Linked DNA regions of Mus musculus: region 1 is linked to region 2. The links are chromatin loops, found by intact Hi-C in ENCODE. Cell type or tissue: gastrocnemius. All regions are shown on one strand. Each heading gives the region's core, and the rest is flanking DNA. Links, peaks and the distances in the headings are about the cores only.

Region 1 (2,930 bases), core at 263-2,762, 190 kb before region 2:
AGAAGAACAGATACAGAAAATATGGTTCATTTACACAATGGAATACTACTCAGCTACTAAGAATGAGGACATCTGAGCTTTGCCGGCAAATGGATGGAACTAGAAAATATTATCCTGAATGAAGTAACTCAGACCCAAAGGACAGGCATGGTATGTACTCACTAATAAGTAGATATTAGTCAAAAAAGTATGGATACAATCCTCAAACCACAAGAATATAAATAAGCCTAAGGGCCCAATTGAGGATGCCTTAGTCCCACCTGGAAGGGAGAGGAAAGCAATCATGGGTGGAGGGGAGAGGGAGGGACCTGAGTGGGAGAAGGGAAAAGGGGAACATGATCAGGTATGAAAAACGGTCAGAGGGTGTAAGTTGGGGGATAAGGACTGGACTGTATAAAAAGATTAAAAAAAAAAAGATCCATAAACAGAGAATCCAAATACAAAGTAACAAATGAAATGATAATAAAAAACACACTAAAAATCTTTTCACATATAAATTATCTGAATAGTGAGATTTGATTGTTGGACTAGGCAATATATGATGCTTTTCTTTTTTTGTTTTTGTTTTATTTGTTTTTTGTTGTTATTGTTGTTGTTGTTGTATGAGACAGGGTTTCTCTGTATAGCCCTTGCTGTACTGGAAAGCACGATGTAGACCAGGCTGGCCTTGAACTCAGAAATTCGCTTGCCTCTGCCTCTCAAATGCTGGGATTAAAAGCATGTGCCACCACACCAGGCTAATGATTCTTTATAGGAATGATTTAAATATGTCCATCGTAAATATATAGTCCATATACAATAATAATTAATTGAGGTAAAATAGACAATTTCTGTGCTTATACATCTAAATTTAGCATGTACTCACTGAAAATTCACACATGTTGAATGCAACATGTAAGAAATAAAGAAAGCTAACAAATAAAATGTTTTTTCTCATATGGAGATATTCTATTACACTATATATTTACATTTGAAAATAATCATTTGGAAAATCTTTTCTCAATTCTTACATAAATATTATGTTTATACATTTACATTTTAATAAATGAATGAATATCTTTAGTTGTAAAGTGATTCATTTCAACTTAGTAGCAATTGTTCCAGTAATCTGGTGAATATTTGTTGAAAATTTCCACCATATTTCTTTATTATATTCACCCAAACTGTATCATTTCATTTTATTAAAAATGCTTCTCTTATCACTTTGGTAGTGAGCTATCACTCAACAAATGAATCATCTCTCGAATGACCATGAGCTCTACACTGACTGGATGGCCAGGAACTGAAGATTGGATAGTTCAGACACCTAAAATGGGTGTCCTGTCAAGTTGTCATCAGGCAGGCTTTTTCTGGCAGCTGATGGGAGCATAAGAGAGAGTCTCAATTGGAGATTTTCATTGGGTACCTTCCCTTGGAGATCAGGGAATTCTACAGAAGATGGCTGGTGAACGGAATTTTGGGAGTCAGAGGGCATGGAGGACACCAGGAGAACTAGCCCACTGAATCAAATAAGCACAGTTCATATGGGCTCACAGAGAATTAAGCAGCAAAGAAGAGGAAGGTATGAATCTGCACAAGGTCTTCTGTGTATGTTATAGCTGTTAGCATGGTGTTTTTGTGATATTCCTAACAGTGGGAGTAGTTGTACATCTGACTATTTCACCTGCTCTTGGGACTCTTTTACTCCTGTTAGGCTGCTTTGTCCAGCCTCAATATGAGAGGATTTTTAACGTGTCTTATTGTATCTTGTGTTGTCATGCTTGGCTATTGTCTCTTGGAGGACTATGATTTTCTAAAGGAAAGCAGACGGCAGGGGATTTGGGTGAGAGGTGCAGTTTGTGAAAGCTGAAAGAAGTGGAAAGGGAAAAAACTGACCAATTATAAAAAATAAAGTTAAAAAAAATCAACACCCTTAGTCATTAAAGAAATGCAAATCAAAACAACCCCGAGATTCTACCTTACACCAACCAGAATGGCTTCTCAAATCATTCAAGTGACATTACATGCTGGCCAGGATATGGAGAAAGGGGAACACCTCTCCATTGTTAGTGCGATTGTAAATTTATACAACAACTCTGGAAAACAATCTGGCAGTTCCTCAGAAAATTGGAAATCGTTTTACCTGAAGACCCAGTTATACCACTCTTGTGCACATACCCAAAAGATGCTCTACCATACCACAAGGAAAAGTGCTCCACTATATTCATAATAGCCAGAAGCTGAAAACAACCCAGATGTCCCTTACCCGAAGAATGGATACAGAAAATGTGGTTCATTTACACAATGGAATGATATTTAGCTATTCATAACTAGGATATCATGAATTTTCAAGCAAATTGGTGAAACTAGAAAAAAAATCATCTTGACTAAGGTAACCTAGACCCAAAAGGACATTAATGGTATATACTCACTGATAAGTGGCTATTAGCCCAAATGAACAGAGTACCCATGATACACCCCACAGATCCTAAGAAGTTAAACAAGAAGGAAGGCCCAAGTGAGGATGCTTCAGTCCCACTTAGAATGTGAAATAAAATAATCATGGGAGATAGAAGCTGGGTGTTATCTGGGTGAGAGAGGGGACAGGAAGAGAAAAGGGGGCAGAGGCAGGATCAGGTATGGGGTAAAACATAAGAGAAGCTCAGAAGGCCGGGAAAATAAATGGAACCCTGAAGCTGCCAGGCACAAGGCATCAGGGGATCCTCCTTAAAGTCCCAGAGACCCAGGATCTGGGAGGCTCCCAGGTCTCAATGTGGGTGACCATAAGCAATAACCTCAACAGTTGGAAAAGGGAATCTGAGGAAAACACCTCCAATAGTTCAACTGGACGCCCAGTGGAGGGATGTAATATCAACCCACCTTCAGATTTTTTGACCCCAAATTGTTCTCAAAGAAATGCAGGGACAAAAATAGATCAGAGACTGAAGGAA
Region 2 (2,930 bases), core at 321-2,820:
GACAGTCCTTCAAAGGAACAGTGTTTTCTCTTAACTTGAATTGTATATGCATAAAAAATTGCAAATTTTGTTAATTAGCAGTTTCTAAAAAAAGGAACAATTTCAAGCAATTGTAAACCCTGAGATTATACACACACACATGCATGTGTATATATATATATATATATATATATATATATATATATATATATATATATATATATCATGGCTATCATTATACAAATTAAAGCTTGATTTTTCTCTCTTCCATACAAGGGCAGTTTTTAAATACAATAGTTGTATTCTTTATAAGATGCATGCATAAATTTACACAAAATACAAAAGCATGTGCAGACCCAAATTTAACAACTTATTTTTGGATAATGATTTTCAATTTTGCCTACAAATTTTTCTATGTAGTAGGCCAAATATCAGTATTCTGCAATAACCAATTTAATTGCTGCTTGAAACAAGGAATAGATGCCTCATCAGACTTTTAAGACATTCTTTCCAAAATACCTTCATGATTCTATCCTATAATTCTTTATTAACACTATAACAGCTTCATAATAGGATGTTAAAACTTTTCTTGGAGATGAAGAGAGATGAATCCATATTAATGCTCTCTTTTGCCAAAGAATTGCTGTGGGCACATTGAGTAACAATAACTAGAATATGCAGTTAAGGATTGATTACAGAAGCTGCCTCTACTTTCTGCTCTCTCACCAGTTAGCTTTGCATCTCCCTTGATAACATCCAACAAAGACTTAAGTTCTCCTGTGGTAAGATTAAGGTGAGGTCTTAGACAACTAACATCTCCTGGAAACTTTTGAAAATAATTTGAAGTGAGCCAATCATCTTTTCTTTCTTGAATTTTTTGAGCCACAATTTTTTTAGGATACAACCAAGGCACCAAATATTGAAAGAGATATCCCCTCTGAATCTTTTCTGTAGCAACAACTACTCCACCAAACTTTAAACTCATTGTATAAGAGCAAAGGTTTGTAGAAAGTTTCCTTTTAGAGGCCTTAGCTAATAAAATACTTTCAATATAATAGAAAATATACACTGAAAGATTCAAAATTCCTAGCTTCTTGTATTGTAGCAGAGACAAATATATATATATATATATATATATATATATATATATATATATATATATATATATAATGTAAGGCTATTAGCCATTTCTAGAGGCAAAGCCTTTTAGTTATTACAAGGTCACTAGAATCACACCCTTTACAATTATCAGGATGGAAAGGAAAAAACAACCTTCCAAATCCATAATAATTCTATATGGAGTAGGCAGACCAGACTATAATGCCTTTAGAAGTTCCATAGCCTCCTTGTCCTTTCATAAATCTTAAGTTTAAACTTTATTTTGAACAACACCTGGATAGATCTATAATGATGTTGTTTTGGCTTAAAAATAATTCCCAGGAGACAAGCAGAGGCAAGGTCACAAAAAAATTCCCAATGCAGGGTTTGCAAAACAGAAGAAAGCCAAACAAGCCTAGTTGAGGCTACTCTGAGCTTTGCATTAACTCAAATGTAAATATTTCTTAACCTGAGCATACTCCTGAGTCCTGGTCCAAAGAATATCCCTCCTGCAGTGAGGACAGATTGCAGGGGAGAAATTCTACTGTCTGTCTTTTGCTTTGTATGGGCATATGACAGCAGTGAGCTGCTTTAGTGTTCTCATAAGACAAAAGGAACAAAAAGAACCCCTGCTTGAGAATCTCCAACAATTCTACTAGCTGTTTTTAGTAGCATATCCACAAAGTCCTGAAAATGTTCATCAGGGGCCTGTTTGATACCCAATAAATTTCCACTGAGATCTCCTTTCCACTCATGGGGATTTAAACTTTGCTTCTAACACTGTATTCAATAAAGCTTGTGTAAGGGGGCGGGGGTAGCAGGCCCATACTGGCCTCAGCTGTTTTTAACTCTATTACCTTGTAATCATCCTAATTACAGTATATGGATGAGTTAAGAATCCTGAGTTGTGATCAAACTATAAACTGCAGCCAATGGAAAACTGGCAATTTAACCCTATTTTTAAGTTTATTTTGCAATACTAGAGAATATAACCATAAATTTTGGAAAGCAAAGCTCAAATTTAAACAATCTATTCTCTTTAAAAATCTATACCAAAAGCATCACTTTCATGTTCCAAAGTTTGGCTGCCAATTCTTATGTATGAATGCATGACAGTGCAACTTTTAGGGCTTTATTAAAGAGACATTGTTTTAAATCTTATCCCTTATAAGGCAAGTATCTAGAATAAAAATTACATAAAATATCATCCCAATTTAGAAGTATCTTTAGAGGCCTGGTTTTCCTGGGCTGGTTCATGCCACATGTTGTTGTTTAAAATGACTCCAACCCTGAGTTACCAATTGTCTTAGTCAGGGTTTCTATTCCTGCACAAACATCATGACCAAGAAGCAAGTTGGGGAGGAAAGGGTTTATTCAGCTTACACTTCCACACTGCTGTTCATCACCGAGGAAGTCAGGACTGGAACTCAAGCAGGTCAGGAAACAGGAGCTGATTCAGAGGCCATGGAGGGATGTTCTTTACTGGCTTGCTTCCCCTGGCTTGCTCAGCCTGCTCTCTTATAGAACCCAAGAGTACCAGCCCAGAGATGGTCCCACCCACAAGGAGACCTCCCCACTTGACCACTAATTGAGAAAATGCCTTACAGCTGGATCTCATGGAGGCATTTCCACAACTGAAGATCCTTTCTCTATGATAACTCCAGCCTGTGTCAAGTTGAAACAAAATTAGCCAGTATACTAGTTTTAAGCAAACTTTCTTGTTGCCAATTTTAACCCTTTTTAATCATACCCAATAACTTATAAGCTAATACTGTATGACCAAGACATGCAAAGCATATTTCTAACGTTAAGACCAGTTAGAAACCAAGTAAATTGGCTACACAAATCTTATA

Evidence for each region. Hi-C counts contacts between places; a loop is a spot of excess contacts. Peaks named below come from ENCODE experiments on the same cell type or tissue, not always from the same donor. Only the 100,000 strongest peaks of a DNase experiment are listed, where the experiment ranks them.
Region 1: a loop joins it to region 2, with 3 times the contacts of the local background. A loop is called at or near these places in 9 of 42 quality-filtered maps.

Annotation. Positions count from the first base shown.
Region 1 is chr1:139,873,490-139,876,419 of GRCm38, forward strand. No RefSeq gene overlaps it. Among named protein-coding and RNA genes, the nearest start is that of Cfhr2, 16 kb to the left of the region's middle. In gastrocnemius, for the core only: no CTCF peak of the experiment used is centred there; no DNase peak of the experiment used is centred there.
Region 2 is chr1:140,068,074-140,071,003 of GRCm38, forward strand. No RefSeq gene overlaps it. Among named protein-coding and RNA genes, the nearest start is that of Gm26048, 66 kb to the left of the region's middle. In gastrocnemius, for the core only: no CTCF peak of the experiment used is centred there; a DNase peak (open chromatin) is centred at 1,603.